Regions from separate parts of the Homo sapiens genome. Here region 1 is linked to region 2. A link is an interaction called in ENCODE POLR2A ChIA-PET data of the cell type or tissue named here. Cell type or tissue: B cell. All regions are shown on one strand. Links, peaks and the distances in the headings refer to the core of each region. The heading gives the core; the rest is flanking DNA.

What was found. ChIA-PET counts read pairs that join two places held together with the same protein. Peaks named below come from ENCODE experiments on the same cell type or tissue, not always from the same donor. Only the 100,000 strongest peaks of a DNase experiment are listed, where the experiment ranks them.
Region 1: POLR2A ChIA-PET joins it to region 2 with 11 read pairs; 2 of 35 experiments call an interaction of 5 or more read pairs at or near these places.

Annotation. Positions count from the first base shown.
Region 1 is chr1:211,344,187-211,355,830 of GRCh38, reverse strand. TRAF5 (TNF receptor associated factor 5) reads right to left here. Exons shown (of 11, transcript NM_001033910.3): 2 at 2,374-2,592; 3 at 1,364-1,421. The coding sequence starts at 2,591. Among named protein-coding and RNA genes, the nearest start is that of TRAF5, 23 kb to the right of the region's middle. RefSeq lists a silencer at 2,322-2,451. In B cell, for the core only: a CTCF peak has its summit at 2,753 (motif pointing right); DNase peaks (open chromatin) are centred at 2,040, 2,430 and 2,760; H3K4me3 peaks cover 978 bases; H3K27ac peaks cover 4,195 bases.
Region 2 is chr1:211,398,116-211,410,422 of GRCh38, reverse strand. The region is part of intron 4 of LINC00467 (long intergenic non-protein coding RNA 467); the gene reads right to left. Among named protein-coding and RNA genes, the nearest start is that of LINC00467, 22 kb to the right of the region's middle. RefSeq lists enhancers at 9,188-9,929, 11,415-12,158. In B cell, for the core only: no CTCF peak of the experiment used is centred there; no DNase peak of the experiment used is centred there; H3K27ac peaks cover 722 bases.

The DNA.
Region 1 (11,644 bases), core at 1-5,000, 50 kb after region 2:
CACTGAAATTTGAATTTCACATGTCACCAAACTTTCTTCTTTGGATTATTTAAAATGAATTTTTATTTTGAAGTAGTTTAAGACTCACAAGAAGTTGCAAAAATATGAGGGTTTCTATGCACCCACCATTACATAAAAAGAATTTCTTAGCTTACAGGCCATACAAAAACAGGTAGCAGGCTGGATTTGTCCCAAGACTGTAGTATGCCAACCCCTGGATAGTAGGTCAGACAGACACTAAATGCAGCACAGCCGTGTTGTAGGTATTTGCAAAACACCTCATAAGGAGTATAGAGAAGATGCGTGTACAGCAGACTAGAGGCTCAAGGAAAGCTTCTGCTTGAACATCCTGCAACAGAATCTTAAAGGAAGAAAACTGAACTTAAAGAGGAGTTTTAAGGGAGAAAGTCTTCATGACAATGGAACAGACAATCGTTTCTTAGATACAACACCAAAAAAGAACAAGCAACCAAAAAAAGAAAAAAGAAATAGATGAATTAGAGTTCATCAAAATGAAAATTTTTTGTGCTTCAAACACACGATCAAGAAAGGGAAAAGACAACCCACAGAATGGAAGAAAAATATTTGCAAATCTTAGCAGCCAAATGTCTGCTAAGAGATTTATATCCAGAATATATAAAGAACTTTTTTTTTTTTTGAGACAGAGTCTTGCTCTGTCACCCAGGCTGGAGTGCAGTGGCATGATCTCAGCTCACTGCAACCCCCACCTCCCAGGTTCAAGCGATTCTTGTGCCTCGGCCTCCCAAGTAGCTGGGATTACAGACATGCACCACCACACCTAGCTAATTTCTGTATTTTTAGTAGAGACAGGGTTTCGCCATGTTGGTCAAGCTGGTCTCAAACTCCTGGCCTCATGTGATCTGCCTGCCTCAGCCTCCCAAAGTGCTAGGATTACAGGCTATAAATAACTCTTATAATTCAACAATAAAAGGTAAATAACTCAATTTTTTAAAATGAGCAAAGGAACTAAATAGGCATTTTTAACAAAGAAGATGTACAAATAGCCAATAAGCACATGAAAAAATGCTCAACTTCATTAGCCAACAGGAAAATGCAAATCAAAACCATAATGAAATATATTAGCTGGAGCCAGTGTAGGAAGGGGATGAGGAAGAAGCAGGAGAGGAGACTTGGGGTGGAGGAGGGGTGTGGTCAATAAAGACCCAAACAAGCCTCTCAAACAGGGCTACGAGTAGGGTCTGATGTGACCCCACAGCAGAAGAATATGGACTCCAAGGAAGGTCTCCCTCGACCACTCTCCTGCTCCTATCTCAATGTCCAATTCACTGACTTCTTCTCCATCACCCTGAGAGCTGCTAGACAAAAGCAGTGACTTTCTTACCTCCTGAGATTTGATGACCTCTTTATCTACAGGGCAGATTGGCACTGTGTTTAATTCTCTGGAGAAAAAAATTAAAATGGAGCCAGAGTTAGTTGTTTACCTCAACAGCATTTCCAAGACCAGCCCCAGGGCTCCAGCCATGCTCTAGCCCTGGGCAGGCTGGTCCCTGTCTGCACATGCTGTTCCCTCTACCCAGAAGGGGCCTCCTGTACCCCTCCTTCAGCACCTTCCTGTTCTTTCAGTTTGCCTGAAAAACTTCATGCAACCTCTGGGATGCAGTCAGTGAGTCCCTGGACAGAGCTGAATGCCCCCTGTCCTTTGTTTATCACGCTGTGCCACATTTGTCTCCTCTAGACTGGGACATTCTAGAGGGCAGACATGGGGTCCTGTTCCACATTGTAGCTCTTCAGCATGACAGCACAGAACACACAGGTGCTGAAGGCACAAACACATGAGGGAATGAGGATGTGCTGTAATAACCCCCTTTCAAAGCTTGGCAGGGTAAAATGACTGCCTTGCTTCCTATATAACCCCCCAAAGTGTACCTGCTTCCACATCTCTCCTGGTATCCTCCCTCAACACAGTATGACCCAGGTCTTACAGCTGCCCAGGAGTGGACAGCATCCATGGCAGCAAGGTCCCTTCTAGGTGCCACAGCACCTCTGCCTCAAGGCAAGGGAAGATTGGGGTGACTACAACACAGACATTGTGAGATTCAAGCCCTTCTCCACAGCCAGCTCCCATGATGGAGTGTGTGTCTAGGTCTGCTGTCCCATGCAAAGCAGGTACAGTCTGAATTTTAAGAAAAGGTAAATATCTGTAAATTAGTGACCAAAAAATGATTATTCTTCAGGCCCTCACAGAGGGGATCTGGGAGAGTCCTTCCTTACAGTCATGGTTCTGTGGCCAAGTAAAACAACTCCAAAACCCATGAAAACAGTTGAGTGGCCACAGTTGCCACCTGGATGCTAGGACTGCCATGGCCAGAGTTGCAGGCCCTGCCCACTCACCTCAGGGACAGGATGCAGTGCTGGCAGAAGCGGTGCCCACATCCTGTCTGGTGGGGGTTGTGAAGCACCGAGTGGCAGAAGGCACATTTGTAGCGCTCTTCCAACCGCTCCACAAACTGGTACTCTATACTGGGCTCAAAGTCCAAGGAAATGGAGTTGCCGGAATTCTGGCGGATGAAACCACAGGGCATACCTTTATGCTCTTCTGAATAAGCCATTCTGCAGAGGTCAGGGGAGGAGAGGGAAAATTAAGTGTGCAAACACTGAAACAACCACAGCCATCAGATGCTTTGGTTATTTGTCTCATAATTAGTGTACATCATTCACATGGTCATTCTGTTGTGACTCTGAAACAACAGTGACAACCTCCTGCCACTAGGGGGCTCCGGCAAAGGTGCAATGTCTTTGGGGTGCTCAGGTTAGAGGCTGGACCAGATGACTTCTAGCAAGATTCTACGAGATTCAGTTCTTTGTCCATCAGTCTTTTACAGGGTGCTAAATTACCCTGTCAGTTTGGCCATATGCTTGGACAAAATATAGCCAGGTGTGTTAATTACATTATAAGTAAACTGTTAGGAATTTTTCTTCCACTCAATGAGAGAATGGAAACACAGGTTTTGTTAAAATTTTTAGAAGCAGACAAATATATTTCTCACCATCTTGGAAGCACAGAGCAAGCGTTTACCAGACATTGAACATGCTGGTGTCTTGAACTTGGACTTCCCAGCCTCCAGAACTATGAGAAATAAATTTCTGTTCTTTATAAACTACCCAGTCTGAGGTATTTTGTTACGTCAGCACAAACAGACTAATACTTTTTTTCTTTTTTTCAGAGACAAGGTCTCACTCTGTAGCCCAGGCTGGAGGCCAGTGGTGTGATCATGGCTCACTGTAATCTCCAATTCCTGGGCTCAACTGATCCCTCCCCAGTAGCTGGGACTACAGGCACTACAGGCACACACCACCACACCAGGCCAATTAAAAAAAAAAAAAAACTTTTTTTTTTTTTTTTTTTTAGAGACAGTGACATGGTTTGGCTGTGTCCCCACCCAAGTCTCCTCTTGAATTCCCACATATTGTGGGAGGGACCCAGTGGGAGGTAATATAATCATGGTCTTTCCTGTGCTGTTCTCATGTGAATAAGTCTCATGAGATCTGATGGCTTTATAAGGTGGAGTTTCCCTGCACAAGCTCTCTCTCATTTTGCCTACTGCCATCCATGTAAGACGTGACTTGCTCCTCCTTGCCTTCTGCCATGATTGTGAGGCGTCTGCAGCCACATGGAACTGTAAGTCCATTAAACCTCTCTTTTTTATAAATTGCCCAGTCTTGGGTATGTCTTTATCAGCAGCATGAAAACGGACTACCACAGACAGGGTCTCACTATGCTGCCCAGCCTGGTCTTGAACTCCTGGACACAAGTGATCTTTGTGGCTCAGCCTCCCAAAGTACTGGGTAAGCCACCACACCTGGCCTAAGATAACACTGTTAAAACCTGTGGAGCCAAGGACCCAACACAGCAACACAATATTGAAGGAGAAGAACAAAGCTGGAGGACTAACACTACTCAACTTCAAAACTTATTATAAAGCTACAGTAATCAAGACAGTGTAGTACTATCAAAAGAACAGACAAATAGATCCAGGGAACAGAATAGACAACCCAGAAATAGACCCACATAAATACAGTCAACTGACCTTTGACAAAGGAGAAAGGGCAAAACAATTATGCAAAGATAAGTCTTTTCAACAAATGGTGCTGGGACAACTGGACATCACATCAGAAAACGAAGCTAGACACAGACCTGACACCCTTCACAAAAATGAACTCAGAATGGATCACAGACATAAACATAAAATGCAAAGCTATAAAACTCCTACTAGATAACATAGGATAAAATCTAGATGATCTTGAGTTTGGCAATGACTCCTTGCACACAAATATATTACTCACAGTATCTATCACTGCCATTGCGGTAGATCGAATGTTTGTATTCCTCCCAAAATTTATATGTGGAAATTCTAACCCCCCATGTGACAGTATTAGGAGGTGGGCATTTGGCAGGTAATGAAGTCATGAGAGTGGAGCCCTCATGAATGGGATTAGTGCCCTTATAAGAAGAGGCCAGAGAAGGCTGGACGCAGTGGCTCATGCCTATAATCCCAGCACTTTAGGAGGCTGAGGCAGGCGGATCATGAGGTCAGGAGATAGAGACCATCCTGGCTAACGCGGTGAAACCCCGTCTCTACTAAAAATACAAAAAATTAGCCAGGCGTGGTGGCAGGTGCCTGTAGTCCCAGCTACTTGGGAGGCTGAGGCAGGAGAATGGCGTGAACCCAGGAGGCAGAGATTGCAGTGAGCTGAGATGGCGCCACTGCACTCCAGTGTCAGAGCAAGACTCCGTCTCAAAAAAAAAAAAAAAAAAAGAAGAGGCCAGAGACAGAGAGAGCAGGGAATGGTGGTGCACACCTGTAGTCCCAGCTACTCAGGAGGCTGAGGTGGGAAGATGGCTTGAACCTAGGAGTTCGAGTCTAGCCCAGGCAACATGGCGAGACCTCCTCTCTAAAGAGGCCAGAGAGGTCCCTGGCCCTCTTGCTGCCATGTGATGATACAGCAGTTAAGTCTGCAGCCCGGAAGAGGGACCTCATCAGAACCCAACCACACTGGCACGCTGATATTGGGCTTTCAGCTTCCAGAACTGTCAGAAACCTCTGTTGTTTATAAGCTACCTAGTCTATGGTGCTTTCTTATAGCAGCCCAAGCTAAGACAAGTACCAAGCCACATCATTTCTCACCTGAACTAAATATGAGTTCATTAATTGCTTTCTTCTCCAATCTACTCTCCATACTATAGCCAGGATGAGACTTTCAAAATGTCAAGTACAATGTTAGGTTATCTCCCTTCATCTTTTAGTGGCTTCCCAGGTTCTGAGAGAAAGTCCACAATGCTAAGCAGGCTCAAGACTGTATCCTCCCCAGTACAGCACCATCCTGGACCTCTCTTTCCTGGCTTTCCGTACTCCAGCCACACAGGGTTTTTGTTTTTGTTTTTGTTTTTGTTTTTGTTCTTCTAATACACCACACTCTATGCCACAGGGCCTTCGCACAAGCTACCTGGGAGGCTGAGGCAGGGGGGGATCACTTGAGCCTGGGAGGTGGAGGCCACAGCGAGTCATGATTATGCCACTGCACTCCAGCCCGGGTGACAGGGCGAGAGACCCTGTCTCAAAAAAAAAAAAGAAAGAAAAAAAAAAAAGCCTGGGGTTTGAGACCAAAGCTCCACCTTTTCCCTAGTGTTTCCTGCAAAACTTCAAGGGTGGTAGGTAAGCAGTATAAGATACAAATGTTCCCTCCTGTAACATGGTTGACTCTTGGGATTTAACAAAAGTTTTAATTCTGAAGATGAAGAGGCAAAACATTTTATTTACATGCACAGCCCTAATAACCAAGCCCCACCTTTCTCTCAGAGAACTGGAAGAACCACTTTCAAACTGCCCTGCTCTGCCTTGTGTTCCCTCATTCCTGCGGAGGTTGGCACTTCGCATCCTGTGCCCTGATGTCATATTCTATGTCCTTCTGAGATTCTCTTCTGAGGCCAGGCCCAAGTCTGTCACACAGTATCTAAATTTGGACTCTCAGAGATGTATCCTAAAGCAACAGGCTCATTCAGTCCCCAGAATAAGGCAGTAGGATGTACAAAACTCAGTTCAGGTTCCCTCCACTACACTCTGCACTCTCCCTAACACAAGAATCTATGGCACTCATCTGTGTGTATGTCCATCTTTTGCTACAACAGTAGTTCTCCAACTTTTCGGTCTCTGGACCCCCTATGATTTGAATGTATGTGTCCCCCCCAAAATTCGTATATTGAAACCTAAGGTCCAGTGTGATAGTATTAAGAGGTGGGACCTTTAGGAGGTGATTAAGTCATGAGGGCTTTGTATCCACGGATGGGACCAGTGACCTTAAAATGGGCTCAAAGGAACTAGCTAGGTTATTTTGCCCTTCCAACTTTCCCCATGTAAGGACAGTGTTCATCTCTGGAGGATGCAGCAATAAGCTGCCATCTTGGGAGCAGAAAGTGAGCCCTCACCAGACACGGAATCTGCTGGTGTCTTGATTGTGGACTTCTCAGCCTTCAGAACTGTGAGAAATACATTTTTGTTCTTTATAAATTACCCAGTCTGAGGTATTTTGTGATGGCAACACAAACAGACTAAGATAACACTCTTGTTTTTTCTTTCTTTTCAGAGACAGGGTCTCACTCTGTAGCCCAGGCTGGAGTGCAGTGGTGTAACCATGGCTCACTGTAACCTCCAACTCCTGGGCTCAAGTGATCCTTCCACCTAAACCTCCCCAGTAGTTAGGACTACAGGTGCGTGCCACCACGCCTGGCTAATTTTTTTTTTTTTTTTTTTTTTTTAGAGACAGAGTCTCACTATGTTGCCCAGCCTGGTCTTGAACTCCTGGCCACAAGCAATCCTTTCAGCTCAGCCTCCCAAAGCAATGGGATTACTATAGGTATGAGCCACAGCACCTGGTCTAAGATAACACTCTTAAAACTTGAGGAGCCAAAGATCCATAGGATGGACACTACCCAACTTCAAAACTTATTATACTTGATTATAAAGAATATAGAGAATAAAGAGCCCAGAAATAGATCCACATAAATATAGTCAACTGACCCTTGGCAAAAGGCCAAAGGCAAAACAATGATGCAAAGATAATCTTTTCAACAAATGGTGCTGGGACAACTGGACATCTACAACAGAAAATGAAGCTAGACACAGACCTGACACCCTTCACAAAAATTAACTCAGAATGGATCACAGACATGAATGTAAAATGCAAAACTATAAAACTCCTACTAGATAACACAGGATAAAATCTAGAGGATCTTGAGTTTGACAATGACTTTTTAGGTACAACACCAAGGGCACAATCCGTGAAAGAAAGAATGGATAAACAGACTTCCATTCAATTTTGCTGTGAACCTAAAACTGCTCTAAAAGAAAATCTTGTCTTTTTTTAATGGAGGACCCCTAAGAGTTTTTGTTTACGCAAATTATATCTATTCATATTTACCATACTTGAGAGTCAAATTGAGGAATTTTAAAAGTATTTACTTCAAGATAATAAGCCAATTATATGTTAATACAAATATTTTTATGAAAAATAACCATTTTCCAAAACAAAAGAATTAGTGAGAAGAGTGCCACCATTTTACATGTTTGCACATCTCTTTAATGTGTTGCTTAATAGAAGATAGCTGGATTCTCATGTCTGCTCCTACATTCAGTCTGTTGCATATCATATATCATTTAGCTTCAGGGAAACATCTCTGTGCATTTGTAAAAGGAGAGTACAAATGGCAAACGATGTCAGTACTATTATGAAAATAGTTTTGACCATGCAGATCCCCTGAAAGTGTGTCAGGGAGCCCCAAGCAGTGCTGTGCTAGTAAACATTTAATAATCTGCTCAACTGGGGGAAAGCTCCAGCTTGTAGCATTTGCCGATTTCTGTGGTTAAACACTTCCACTATGGCTAATTTCAAGGTAACAATGAAAAAGGTCACTGAACTGGAACTGGGAAAGAGATGCACACAATTGGCTCTTACCTGAACTCACCTGAAGTAAGAGTCCATTAAGTGACTTCCTAGTAAGAGCTGCTCCAGCACCCCAGGGGCCCTTGAAGCACACTTTGGAAACCACTGCTCTATTAGATGGCTGTGTGGGCCCATGTCTTGTCAGCTTTGTCCTGGCAGACACAGCACATGTGACTCTCACAGTCTCCTTGCTCCTGCTGAACAGCCAGCAGAGGACTGAATGCCCCATCCTTCCTCTCCCCATCCATGTGTGTATTTCCCAGACCTATTCAACAGGCCTAAGTCATTCACTGACCTTGTTCACTCTCTAATCGGTTATTGTCTTGTCCACTATTTGTTTTTATGAAATTGGGTTTTTAATCTCATAACACATTGTAGAAAAATAAGCATTTATGTTCGGCCATGAGATGTGGACTTGAGGTGTCTTTCTGGGTGAGGTTCTAGTATATAAACAGAGCTGTGATGCCTCCCAGGGCAGGATCCGTCTCCTTCTGAAGCTTCCTCAAGCCTGGACCCACTTTGTTCACTGACATGAGAGAGCCCAACAGCAGAACTAGAAAGGCTATGCTTCTTTACCTAACAAATATATTTATCTAATTAATTAGATACTTTCAGCTGGTATTCTGTCATTCCCAGGCAGCTATTTAGTGGAAATGAGTAAGCACTCCATTTTATTAAAATCTTTCCCCTCTGTGTATAACAGCTTACGTAACAGGAACAACAAAGCAGCTCAGTTCTTGCAAGTCAGGAAAAAAAAAACATATCAAAACTGCTAAAAATAGAGCTTATATATCACCTTTCTGCAGTCAATGGCATTCGTATTCTTGCCATCAATGGGATGTACAGTGTGGTACTCCTACTGAAGAGTTGTTAACTCAAGCCAAAAGAGACAAAAGAAAGTCACATCCCATCTATTCCCTAAGAACTCTTGTTGAGTTTCTTTGAAATGCCATCTTCTTGTTTCATAAATTGATGCATCTTTTCCATGAGAATTTTTTAGGAATTCCAAAGGAAAGCTGTGGATGCCACCATTTACATTCTTTACTTACGTATCTCTACGGATTCATTTCTGGAGAACATATGACAAATATTCTCACATTCTGAAGCAACGTGAGCTTAGCCTTCAGTTATAACAAAAAAGATATGTATTTTGCAGAGTTTAAGGTTTAACAAAGAAAGGTAGATCCTGCTCTGTCTATCCATACCACCTCCATACCCCTGCCAACATCCAGTTTGGATTAATGAAGATTTGAAAAACTGGGGAATTTTTAAATATATTATGTTATAGTGCATAAGACATAAGTCCACAAAATTTGTCTTCAGGGTTTTCAAGTTCTGATTCTTGGGGAATTACTGATTACTACAGATAAAATCCCAGAGTGAAAAGGGCACAGGACCAGAGACCTCTGTCTCTGCTCTGCCACTCACCATCCATGAAACCGTGAGCAGGACACCCCACAGCCCACTCATCTGCACATCCCTGCACTGATCCTGGGTTAGGTCCTGAGAATGCAGAGGCTGTGACGTTGCATCTGCCCTTGAGTCCCTCCAAGGACAGAAGAAATAAGGCACAAAAATGATCAATTACAATATCCCACTGGCAAGTACCACAAACAGAGATTTCGACAAAGAACTGGTACAGCCTAGGTGAGGGGTAGCTAACAATTTCTGAGGTGTCTGTGCTGATTTCACAGAGAAGAAATCATCTCAGCTGGTCTTGAAGAAAGAGGAGGCATTTTCTAGATGAAGGAGGTTAAAGAATTTCCTGCTATCACAAAAGTTCTAGAATGGTTAGCAATTAACTGTAGCTGAAGTGGAATTAAGGGAACATGCCAGTCATTTGCCTGTTTGCCCAGATCCACCCCCTACTCTTGCTCTGCTTAGCTCTGCAGCATGAGGTAGGGTGAAATTTGATGCCGCAAACTGTTTTCCAGGCTCCCTGGCTTCTGGTTAGGTTCAGCCAATGAGAGGCACTGGGATGGGAAGAGTGGGAAGAGGGGCAAGCCAGGGGATCTCTCCCCGATCCCTGGGTGCTGGGCAGCATCTCAACAGTGACTGGTGCTCCTCCATGGCTCTAATGACACCAGATGGCCCCTCTCTCTGTGGACAGGCTGCCAGAAGGCAAACTGTCCATTTCTCAGCTCTGCTCAGGTCTTGCTGGCAGTGTTGGTCAACTGCCTAATACCCACTTGAGCAGCATGGGAAGGATACAAATATGTTATTCCCCAAACCCACCCAAGGCCCACCAATGGGTCCTGGGCTTAAAGAGGAGAGACTGTGGCTGGTGATAAAGAAAAGTTAAAATGTTCAATCCCAAGATGCAGTGACCCAACGGGTCTCTGGAATCCATGCCCTCGGTGGGTTCCAGATGCTCTCCTGCTAGGATCGGCAGTTCTCTCTCAAGGTCATGGCTGGCGTTGAATCCTGTGATTCTGCTCTTCCAGGAAGAACAGTTACTACCAGGAAGCAAAAAAAAAGGAGGGGGGGGGAGCGCAGGGCTGGCACAGTGGCTCAAGCCTGTAATCCCAACACTTTGAGAGGCCGAGGCAGGAAGATTGCTTGAGCTCAGGAGTATGAGACCAGCCTGGGCAACATGGCAAAACCCCATCTCTACAAAAAATACAAAAATTAGTTGGCCAGGTGCAGTGGCTCATGCTTGTAATCCCAGCACTCTGGGAGGCCGAGGTGGGTAGATCACCTGAGGTCGGGAGTTCAAGACCAGCCTGACCAACATGGAGAAATCCTGTCTCTACTAAGAATACAAATTAGCTGGGCATGGTGGCGCATGCCTGTAATCCCAGCTACTTGGGAGGCTAAGGCAGGAGAATCGTTTGAACCCAGGAGGCTGCGGTGAGCCGAGATTGTACCATTGCACTCCAGACTGGGCAACAAGAGCAAAATTATGTCTCTAAATAAATAAATAAATAAAATTAGCAGGGTGTGGTGGTGCACGCCTGTAGTCCCAGCGACTTGGGGGGCTGTGGCAGGAGGATCGCTTGGGCCTGGGAGGTCGAGGCTGCAGTGAGCCGTGTTCATTGTTCACGCCACTGCACTCCACCCTGGGCGACAGAGAAAGACCTTAACTTAAAAAAGGAAAGGAAAACGAAGGAGGAGAAAGCACTTTATCTGTTAGGCTATCCTCCTGGCACAAAGGAGAACTGAAATGGTCTCACAGTTTTTCCAAAGCTTCTGTCTGTGATGGCCTAAAGAGGCCTTCCCTCAAAAACTGAAGAAGAAACCCCTTTAACCAGGCAGGTCAAAGACGAAGGCCTTGGAGAAAGGGAGAACCAATAAGGCCATTTTCCATTACACCTAATGTGGCTGGGAGCTCATGCAGAGACCAGGTGACACCACGACAACCAGACAACATGTGACCACAGTCCACCGACGCACTGTTCTTGCCCCAGGATGACTGGCTTTGATGTCTTAGAGGCAGAGATAAGGGTATGTTTTCTTTGCTTTTCCTTATGTCTTCACAGAAGGAAGTTGTCTTGGGAACAGGACAAACAATGATGTGAGTATAATTTTAATTACTTTAAAGAGAACTGTGACTTCTCTCCAAGTTGTCAGGAAACCTCTGGTTCCCCATTCTCCTGGCGGTACAGCAAGCACTGACAGTGAGTAGATGGGAGTGCAAAGGCTGAAGGGCATCCCTCTTCCCCCA
Region 2 (12,307 bases), core at 4,888-9,887:
CCAAATTGCATTGACTATTTTAAGACTTTTGAATTCCATATACATTTTAGAATCAGCCTGTCAATTTATTTTTTTTTAAGCCTGATGTGATTTTAGTAGGGAGGGCATTGAATCTATAGATTAATTAGGATAAAATTGCTATCTTAACAATATACTTAACAATATACATGAACATGGAGTATCTCTCAACTTAACTTAGATCTTTAGTTTCTTTCAGAAGTGTACACATTTTGCACTTATTTTGCTAAGTTTATTGCTATGTATTTTATTCTTTCTGACACTACTGGGAATGGAATTATTTTTATTTTTATTTATTTTTTGATACAGAGTATCACTCTATCACCCAGGCTGGAGTGCAGTGGCACGATCTCGGCTCACTTCTACCTCCACCTCCTGGGTTCAAGCAGTTCTCGTGCCTCAGCCACCTGAGTAGCTGAGATTACAGGTGTGCACCACCACACCTGGCTAATTTTTGTACTTTTAGTAGAGACAGGGTTTCGCCACGTTGGCCAGGCTGGTCTTGAAATTCTGACCTCAGAATTCATCCACCTTAGTCTCCCAAAGTGCTGGGATTACAGGCATAAGCCACCACTTCTGGTCTTGGAATTGTTTTTATAATTTTGGTTTAGGTGAGTATTACTAACATATATAGATATGATTTCTGAATAGTGATCTTGCTAAACTTGTTTATTAGTGCTAGTAATTTATTCAGCTTACTTAGGATTTTCTATGTCTGCAAATAAAGTTTTAGTTATTTTCTTTCCAATATAACTTAATTTTTCTTGCCTTACTGCCCTAGCTAGAATTTCAAGTACACACTGAAGTGTGAGAAAACATTGTCTTTCACCATTAAGCATAATGTTGGCTGTGGGTCTTTTGTAGATACTCTTTATGAAATTTAGGAAGTTCTCTTCCATGCCTAGTGTGTTGAGAATTTTATCATTAATGAAAGTTACATTTCATCAAACATATTTTATGTGTCTACTAGGATGACGACGTGGTTTTCCGTTATTAAAGTGGCATATTACATTAATTGATTTTGGAGTACTAAACCATCCTCGTACTCCTGGAATATGGTATATAATCATTTTCTTTTTTCTTTTTTTTTGAGGCAGAGTCTTACTCTGTTGCCCAGGCTGGAGTGCAGCAACACGAGATCTTGGCTCACTGCAACTTCCGCCTCCCAGGTTTAAGCAATTCTAGTGCCTCTGCCTCCCAAGAAGCTGGGATTACAGGCATGCACAACCACACCCAGCTAATTTTTGTATTTTTAGTAGAGATGGGGTTTTACCATGTTGCTCAGGCTGGTCTCGAATTCCTGGTCTCAAGCAATCTGCCTGCCTCGGCCTCCCAAAGTGCTAGGATTACAGGAGTGAGCTACCATGCCCAGACTTCTTCTCTTTATTTTTTTATTGGCATGGTCTCATTCTGTTGCCTAATCCTTCTCAAATGTTGCTGGATTCTGTTACCTAATATTTCATTAAGGAATTCTGTATACATGTTCATGAAGAATACTTGTCTGCAATTTTCCTTCCTTGTGATGTGTTCGCCTGGTTTTGATATCTGAGTAATATTGGTCTCATAAAATGTGTTACAAATTGTTTCCTTTTTATTTCCGCCCAAAAATACTGTAGGATTGGTAATCTTTCTTCCTTAAAAGAAGCCATCCAGGCCTGGGTTTTCCCTTTTGAAAAGATTTCTAATTACCAATTCATTTTAGTCACATTACTTTTCTTCATTTATTATTGTCCTATTGATATTTTCCCCTTCTTCTTGAATCAGTTTCGTTAATTTGCATCTTTCTAGTAATTTGGCCATTTAAGTTGTCTAATTTGTTGACATAAAGTCATTCATAATATTCCCTTATAATACTTTTAACTTCCATAGAGTCGGTAGTGATGTCCTATCTTTTACTCTTAACTTTGGTATTTGTGTCTTTTCTCTATATTTTTCCCTTGCTCAGAATAGCTAAAGGTTTATCAATTGTGTTGATTAAAGAACAATTTTATTGGAATAGGAACAGCTCCAGTCTACAGCTCCCAGCGTGAGCGACACAGAAGACAGGTGATTTCTGCATTTCCAACTGAGGTACGAGGTTCATCTCACAGGGGAGTGCTGGACAGTTGGTGCAGGACAGTGGGTTCAGTGCACTGAGCTTGAGCCGAAGCAGGGCGAGGCATCACCTAACCCGGGAAGTTCAAGGGGTCAGGGAATTCCCTTTCCTAGTCAAAGAAAGGGGGGACAAATGGCACCTGGAATATCGGGTCACTCCCACCCTAATACTGTGCTTTTCCAATGGGCTTCACAAACGGCACACCAGGAGATTATATCCCACACCTGGCTTGGAGGGTCCTATGCCCACGGAGCCTCACTCATTGCTAGCACAGCAGTCTGAGATCAAACTGCAAGGAGGCAGCGAGGCTGGGGGAGGGGCGCCCGCCATTGCTCAAGCTTGAGTAGGTAAACAAAGCCTCCAGGAAGCTCAAACTGGGTGGAGCCCACCACAGCTCAAGGAAGCCTGCCTGCCTCTGAAGGCTCCACCTCTGGGGGCAGGGCACAGACAAACAAAAGACGAAATAACCTCTGCAGACTTGAATGTCCCTGTCTGACAGCTTTGAAGAGAGTAGTGGCTCTCCCAGCACATAGTTTGAGATCTGAGAACGGGCAGACTGCCTCCTCAAGAGGGTCCCTGACCCCTGAGTAGCCTAACTGGGAGGCACCCCCCAGTAGGGGCGGACTGACACCTCGCACGGCTGGGTACTCCTCTGAGACAAAACTTCCAGAGGAACAATCAGGCAGCAGCATTTGCGGTTCACTAATATCCGCTGTTCTGCAGCCACCGCTGCTGACACCCAGGCAAACAGGGTCTGGAGTGGACCTCCAGTAAACTCCAACAGATCTGCAGCTGAGGGTCCTGACTGTTAGAAGGAAAACTAACAAACAGAAAGGACATCCACACCAAAACCCCATCTGTACGTCACCATCATCAAAGACCAAAGCTAGATAAAACCACAAAGATGGGGATAAAACAGAGCAGAAAAACCGGAAACTCTAAAAATCAGAGCCTCTCTCCTTCTCCAATGGAACGCAGCTCCTCACCAGCAACGGAACAAAGCTGGATGGAGAATGACTTTGACAAGTTGAGAGAAGAAGTTTTCAGAAGATCAAACTACTCCGAGCTAAAGGAGGAAGTTCAAACCAATGGCAAAGAAGTTAAAAACTTTGAAAAAAACTTAGACAAATGGATAACTAGAATAATCAATGGAGAGAAGTCCTTAAAGTACCTGATGGAGCTGAAAACCACGGCACGAGAACTACGTGACAAATGCACAAGCCTCAGTAACTGATGCAATCAACTGGAAGAAAGGGTATCAGCGTGAAATGAATGAAATGAAGCATGAAGAGAAGTTTAGAGAAAAAAGAATAAAAAGAAACGAACAAAGCCTCCAAGAAATATGGGACTATGTGAAAAGACCAAATCTACGTCTAATTGGTGTACCTGAAAGTGACGGGGAGAATGGAACCAAGTTGGAAAGCACTCTTCAGGATATTATCCAGGAGAACTTCCCCAATCTAGCAAGGCAGGCCAACATTCAAATTCAGGAAATACAGAGAACGCCACAAAGATACTCCTCGAGAAAAGCAACTCCAAGACACATAATTGTCAGATTCACCAAAGTTGAAATGAAGGAAAAAATGTTAAGGGCAGCCAGAGAGAAAGGTCCGGTTACCCACAAAGGGAAGCCCATCAGACTAACAGCTCATCTCTCAGCAGAAACTCGACAAGCCAGAAGAGAGTGGGAGCAAATATTCAACATTCTTAAAGAAAAGAATTTTTAACCCAGAATTTCATATCCAGCCAAACTAAGCTTCATAAGTGAAGGAGAAATAAAATACTTTACAGACAAGCAAATGCTGAGAGATTTTGTCACCACCAGGCCTGCCCTAAAAGAGCTCCTGAAGGAGGCACTAAACATGGAAAGGAATGACCAATACCAGCCACTGCAAAAACATGCCATGTTTTAAAGACCATCGATGCTAGGAAGGAACTGCATCAACTAACGAGCAAAATAACCAGCTAACATCATAATGACAGGATCAAATTCACACATAACAATACTAACTTTAAATGTAAATGGGCTAAATGCTCCAATTAAAAGGCACAGACTGGCAAATTGGATAAAGAGTCAAGACCCATCAGTGTGCTGTATTCAGGAAACCCATCTCACGTGCAGAGACACACACAGGCTCAAAATAAAGGGATGGAGGAAGATCTACTAAGCAAATGGAAAACAAAAAAAGGCAGGGATTGCAATCCTAGTCTCTGATAAAACAGACTTTAAACCAACAAAGATCAAAAGAGACAAAGAAGGCCATTACATAATGGTAAAGGGATCAATTCAACAAGAAGAGCTAACTATCCTAAATACATACGCACCCAATACAGGAGCACCCAGATTCACAAAGCAAGTCCTTAGAGACCTTCAAAGAGAGTTAGACTCCCACATAATAATAATGGGAGGCTTTAACACCCCACTGTCAACATTAGACAGATCAACGAGACAGAAAGTTAACAAGGATATCCAGGAATTGAACTCAGCTCTGCACCAAGCGGACGTAATAGACATCTACAGAACTCACCACCCCAAATTAACAGAATATACATTCTTCTCAGCACCACATCACACTTATTCCAAAATTGACCACACAGTTGGAAGTAAAGCACTCCTCAGCAAATGTAAAAGAACAGAAATTATAACAAACTGTCTCTCAGACCACAGTGCAATCAAACTAGAACTCAGGATTAAGAAACTCACTCAAAACTGCTCAACAACATGGAAACTGAACAACCTGCTCCTGAATGACTACTGGGTACATAACGAAATGAAGGCAGAAATAAAGATGTTCTTTGAAACCAATGAGAACAAAGACACAACGTACCAGAATCTCTGGGACACATTCAAAGCAGTGTGTAGAGGGAAATTTATAGCACTAAATGCCCACAAGAGAAAGCAGAAAAGATCTAAAATTGACACCCTAACATCACAATTGAAAGAACTAGAGAAGCAAAAGCAAACACGTTCAAAAGCTAGCAGAAGGCAAGAAATAACTAACATCAGAGTGTAACAGAAGGAGATAGAGACACAAAAAACCCTTCAAAAAATCAATGAATCCAGGAGCTGGTTTTTTGAAAAGATCAACAAAATTGATAGACCGCTAGCAAGACTAATAAAGAAGAAAAGAGAGAAGAATCAAATAGACGCAATAAAAAATGACAAAGGGGATATCACCACCGATCCCACAGAAATACAAACTACCATCAGAGAGTACTATAAACATCTCTACGCAAATAAACTAGAAAATCTAGAAGAAATGGATAAATTCCTTGACACATACACCTTCCCAAGACTAAACCAGGAAGAAGTTGAATCCCTGAATAGACCAATAACAGACTCTGAAATTGAGGCAATAATTAATAGCCCACCAACCAAAAAAAATCCAGGACCAGATGGATTGACAGCCAAATCCTACCAGAGGTACAAGGAGGAGCTGGTACCATTCCTTCTGAAACTATTCCAATCAACAGAAAAAGAGGGAATCCTCCCTAACTCATTTTATGAGGCCAGCATCATCCTGATACCAAAGCCTGGCAGAGACACAACAAAAAGAGAATTTTAGACCAATATCCCTGATGAATATCAATGCAACAATCTTCAATAAAATACTGGCAAACCGAATCCAGCAGCACATCAAAAAGCTTATCCACCATGATCAAGTGGGCTTCATCCCTGGGATGCAAGGCTGGTTCAACAAACTCAAATCAATAAACGTAATCCTGCATATAAACAGAACCAAAGACAAAAACCACATGATTATCTCAATAGATGCAGAAAAGGCCTTTGACAAAATTCAACAACCCTTCATGCTAAAAACTCTCAATAAATTAGGTATTGATGGGACATATCTCAAAATAAAAAGAGCTATTTATGACAAACCCACAGCCAATATCATACTGAATGGGCAAAAACTGGAAGCATTCCCTTTGAAAACTGGCACAAGACAGGGATGCCCTCCCTCACCACTCCTATTCAACATAGTGTTGGAAGTTCTGGCCAGGGCAATCAGGCAGGAGAAGGAAATAAAGGGTATTCAATTAGGAAAAGAGGAAGTCAAATTGTCCCTGTTTGCAGATGACATGATTGTATTTTTAGAAAACCCCATCATCTCAGCCCAAAATCTCCTTAAGCTGATAAGCAACTTCAGCAAAGTCTCAGGATACAAAATCAATGTGCAAAAATCACAAGCATTCTTATACACCAATAACAGACAGAGAGCCAAATCATGAGTGAACTCCCATTCACAATTGCTACAAAGAGAATAAAATACCTAGGAATCCAACTTACAAGGGATGTGAAGGACCTCTTCAAGGAGAACTACAAACCACTGCTCAACGAAATAAAAGAGGACACAAACAAATGGAAGAACATTCCATGCTCATGGATAGGAAGAATCAATATCATGAAAATGGCCACACTGCCCAAGGTAATTTATAGATCCAATGCCGTCCCTATCAAGCTACCAATGACTTTCTTCACAGAATTGGAAAAAACTACTTTAAAGTTCATATGGAACCAAAAAAGAGCCCACATTGCCAAGACAATCCTAAGCCAAAAGAACAAAGCTGGAAGCATCATGCTACCTGACTTCAAACTATAGTGCAAGGCTTACAGTAACCAAAACAGCATGGTACATGTAGCAAAACAGAGATATAGACCAATGGAACAGAAAAGAGCCCTCAGAAATAATACCACACATCTACAACCATCTGATCTTTGACAAACCTGACAAAAACAAGCAATGAGGAAAGGATTCCCTATTTAATAAATGGTGCTGGGAAAACTGGTTAGCCATATGTAGAAAGCTGAAACTGGATCCCTTCCTTACACCTTATACAAAAATTAATTCAAGATGGATTAAAGACTTAAACGTTAGACCTAAAACCATAAAAACCCTAGAAGAAAACCTAGGCAATACCATTCAGGACATAGGCATGGGCAAGGACTTCATGTCTAAAACACCAAAAGCAATGGAAACAAAAGCCAAAACTGACAAATGGGATCTAATTAAACTAAAGAGTTTCTGCACAGCAAAAGAAACTACCATCAGAGTGAACAGGCAACCTACAGAATGGGAGAAAATTTTTATAATCTACCCATCTGACAAAGGGCTAATATCCAGAATCTACAAAGAACTTAACCAAATTTACAAGAAAAAAATCAAACAACCCCATCAAAAAGTGAGTGAAGGATATGAACAGACACTTTGCAAAAGAAGACATTTATGGAGCCAACAGACACATGAAAAAATGCTCATCCATCATTGGCCATCAGAGAAATGCAGATCGAAACCACAATGAGATACCATCTCACACCAGTTAGAATGGCGATCATTAAAAAGTCAGGAAACAACAGGTGCTGGAGAGGATGTGGAGAAATAGGAACACTTTTACACTGTTGGTGGGACTGTAAACTAGTTCGACCATTGTGGAAGACAATGTGGCCATTCCTCAAGGATCTAGAACTAGAAATACCATTTGACCCAGCGATCCCATTACTGGGTATACACCCAAAGGATTATAAATCATGCTGCTATAAAGACACACTCACACGTATGTTTACTGCAGCACTATTCACAATAGCAAAGACTTGGAACCAACCTAAAAGTCCTTCAATAATAGACTGGATTAAGAAAATGTGGCACATATAAACCATGGAATACCATGCATCCACAAAAAAGGATGAGCTCATGTCCTTTGCAGGGACATGGATGAAGCTGGAAACCATCATTCTGAGCAAACTATCGCAAAGACAGAAAACCAAACACCGCATGTTCTCACTCATAGGTGGGAACTGAACAATAAGAATACTTGGACACAGGGTGGGGAACATCACACACTGGGGCCTGTCGTGGGGTTGGGGGAGGGGGGAGGGATAGCATTAGGAGATATAACTAATGTAAATGAGGAGTTAATAGGTGCAGCACACCAACATGGCACATGTATACATACATACATGTATACAAACCTGCACGTTGTGTACATGTACCCTAGAACTTAAAGTATAAAAAAAAAACAGTGAAAGATCTTTACAATGAAAAGAATAAAACATTGATGTAAGAAATTAAAAAGACCACAAAAAAGAAAAAATAGTCCATGTTCATGGATTGGAAGAATCAATATTGTTAAAATATCCATACTCTCTAAAGCAGTCTACAGATTTAATGCAATCCCTATGAAAATACCAAATTGGAAAAAAAGTCCTAAAATTTATACAGAACAAGAAAAGACCCAGAATAGCCAAAGCTATCCTGAGCAAAAAGAAAAAAACTGGAGGAATCACATTACTTGACTTCAAATTATACTACAAAGCTACAGTAACCCAAACAGCATGGTACTGGCATAAAAACAGACACACAGACCAATGGAACAGAATAGAGAACCCAGAAACAAACACGTACATCTACAGTGAACTCATTTTTGACAAAGGTACCAAAAGGATATATTGGGGAAAAGACATTCTCTTCAATAAATGGTGCTGGGAAAATTGGATATCCATATGTAGAAGAATGAAACTAGACCTCCATCTCTTGCCAGATACAAAAATCAAATCAAAATGTATTAAAGACTTAAATTTATGACCAAAAACTATAAAACTACTACAAGAAAACATTAGGAGAAACTCTCTAGGACATTGGACTGGTCAACGATTTCTTGAGTAATACCCTACGAGCACAGGCAACTGAAACACAAATGTACAAATGGGATCATATGAAGTTAAAAAGCTTCTGCACTGCAAAGGAAACAATTAACAAAATGAAGAGACAACCCACAGAATGGGAGAAAATTCCTTCAAACTATCCTTCTGACAAGGGATTGATAACCCTTGAATATAAAACAAGCTCAAACAACTCTATAGGAAAAAATCTAATAATCCTATTTTTAAATGGGCAAAAGGTCTGAATAGACATTTCCCAAAAGAAGACACACAAATGGCAAACAGGCATATGAAAAGGTGCTCAACATCACTGATTATCAAAGAAATGCAAATCAAAACTATAATGAGATATCATCTCACCCTAGGTAAAATCGGTTTTATCCAAAAGACAGGCAATAACAAATGCTGAGAAGGATGCTGAGAAAGGGGAACCCTCATACACTGTTGGCAGGAATATAAATTAGTATAACCACTATGGAGAACAGTTTGGAAGTTCCTCAAAAAACTAAGAAGAGAGCTACCATAAGATCCAACAATCTCATTCCTAGGTATAGACCCAAAAGAAAGGAAATCAGTATGTCAAAGAGATATCTGCACTCTGGTGTTTACTGCAGCATTATTCACAATAGCCAAGATCTGGAAGCAATCTAAACGTCCATCAACAGATGAATGTGGTACAAATACACAACGGAGCATTATTCAGCCAAAAAAAAAAAAAAATGAGATGCTGTCACTTGCAACAAGGGATGGAAATGGAGGTCATAGTTAAGTGACAAAAGCCAGGCACAGAAAGACAAAATTCACATGTTGTGATGTTGTGGGATGTTTAAGCCAAGAGGAAGGCCATAAACTAGAGGAAATAACAGAAACATCAGCACCAGTATCCACTAGGCCCTCAAACTTTTTTCCTTTAATGTGTATGGTGTAGGTGGGCCGTTGTTTAGAAATTACATTAACCCAATAAGCGGCCTTTTCACTTCCGGAGCCCATCCCAGGGCCACATGTCTTATCTCCTTCGTTTAAAACGATATTAGGTAGTGAAAGCAATTGAGCTTGTTTAACAGCAGTAAAAGAAACAGGAGCTTGGCCTGGGGAGTGTAATCTATCCTAAGCTCTCATACACACCTTTGTTACTTGTTTTGTGGTAAAAGTATCAAAGTTTAATTGGGCATAAGTATCAGAGAAACTATTGGAGCCTGTGAGCTGAGCCTGAGTAACTAGAATGTCATTACTCCGATTTAGCTGAGCCTGAAAACAGGCCTCCTCTGACCACCAGGCTGAGATGGAGTTAGAACAGCTTTTTGCCAAAAGGTCACAGTCTAAAGGAAGCAAAGCGACCTCAGTACAAAAAGTTTGCAATACCATTTGAACATAAGGAAAAGTAGGACCATACTGAGTACAAGCATCCTTAAATTGTTTTTAAAAAGGTAAGATTCAGCGGCGCGTATCGATGCAGACCGGTTGAGGAACTGAAACGACAGGAGGGTGAGGGGCTGTAGTGGATGGGGGAGGGCCTGGAGAATGATAGGTAAATTGTAGTTTGGTCCCAGAGCCATTAGTTGATGCTGGAGGTTTGAAGAGAGAAGAATTAGCATATCTATGGCACCGGGCTGTGTGAGTCGCAGCCGCAGGAGTTTGAAGTACTGGCTTTTCGTGAGAAGAAGTAAGAAAAGTAGGGGGTAACTTTAAGCCAAAGTTACCAGAGTTAGACATCGAATTTTCAGAATCATTAGGTAGGGGAGGAGTAGCTGAAGGGAGAGTCTGAACGAAGGCCATGTGGTAGAGGAAGGTTGAGAAAAAGGCAGAGAAACTGAGGAAAAGGCAGAAAACTGCGGCAACTGCAGGGGGTCACGAGATTGGCAAGCCACTAAGATGGCATGCACCAAGGCCCAAGCACCCCAAACAGTGATGGGAACATAATACCCTGCCGAGACCAGTTTTCGGAATGCTTTACGAACACAATCACACAATTTTATATACACGGTTCCTTTTTCAGGAAACCAAGGACAGTATTTTTGTACTGCCCTGAATAGAGTGATAACAAAATGACACAATTTTATATACACGGTTCCTTTTTCAGGAAACCAAGAACAGTATTTTTCTACTGTCCTGAATAGAGTGATCATATTTTTCATGGTTACCTGTTTTAACAGGAGTTTCTTAGATTACAAATGACCCATAGTTAACCCAGACCTTACACAGATTACTCACCACTCGTCGGGGAGTTGAACACGCTTATCTGTGGACCAAGCCGATTGATGTTTCACCGCACCTACCAAAGGGAATCGGGTTCCCTCATGCACTTAGGAAAAAAGAAAGACCACGTGGGCGCCAGATATCGGGGGACCTGCCCCGATAATCATGTAGGTTCTTTTCTATTTTCCTAAGCGTCGGCTGGCTTGAGAAATAAAGGGACAGAGTACAAAAGAGAAATTTTAAAGCTGGGCGTCCGGGGGAGACATCACACGTTGTTAGGATCCATGATGCCCCACAAGCCACAATAACCAGCAAGTTTTTATTAGGGAGTTTCAAAAGGGGAGGGAGTATACGAATAGGTGTGGGTGACAGACATCAAGTACTTAACAGGGTAATAGAATATCACAAGGCAAGTGGAGGCAGGGCGAGATCACAGGACCACAGGACCGAGGCGAAATTAAAATTGCTAATGAAGTTTTGGGCACCACTGTCATTGATAACATCTTATCAGGAGACAGGGTTTTGAGATCAACCGGTGTGACCAAAATTTATTAGGTGGGAATTTCCTCTTCCTAATAAGCCTGGGAGCGCTATGGGAGACTGGAGTTTATTTCGTCCCTGCAGTCTCAACCATAAGAGACAGGTACGCCCCGGGGGGGCCAGTTCAGAGACCTACCCCTAGGCGTGCATTCTCTTTCTCAGGGACGTTCCATGCTGAGAAAAAGAATTCAGCAACAATAGCCAAGATCTGGAAGCAATCTAAACGTCCATCAACAGATGAATGTGGTACAAATACACAACGGAGCACTATTCAGCCAAAAAAAAAAAAAAAATGAGATGCTGTCACTTGCAACAAGGGATGGAAATGGAGGTCATTGTTAAGTGACAAAAGCCAGGCACAGAAAGACAAAATTCACATGTTGTCACCTATTTGTGGGAGCTAAAAATGAAAACAAATAAACTCATGGTGATACCAGAACGATCGTTACCAGAGGCTTAGAAGGGTAGTTGAAGGTGGGGAAAGGAGGATGATTAATGAGTATAAAAATATAGCTAGAATGTATAAGATTTCGTATTTTATAGCACAACAGGGTGATTACAGTCAACAACAATTTATTGTACATTTAAAAATAACTAAAAGAGGCAGGGCACGGTGGCTCATGCCTGTAATCCCAGCACTTTGGGACGCTGAAGTGGACGGATCACATGAGGTCAGGAGTTCGAGACCAGCCTGGCCAACCAGGTGAAACCCCGTCCCTACTAAAAATACAAAAATTAGCCAGGTGTGGTGGTGCATGCGTGTAGTCCTAGCTACTTAGGAGGCTGTGGCAGGAGAA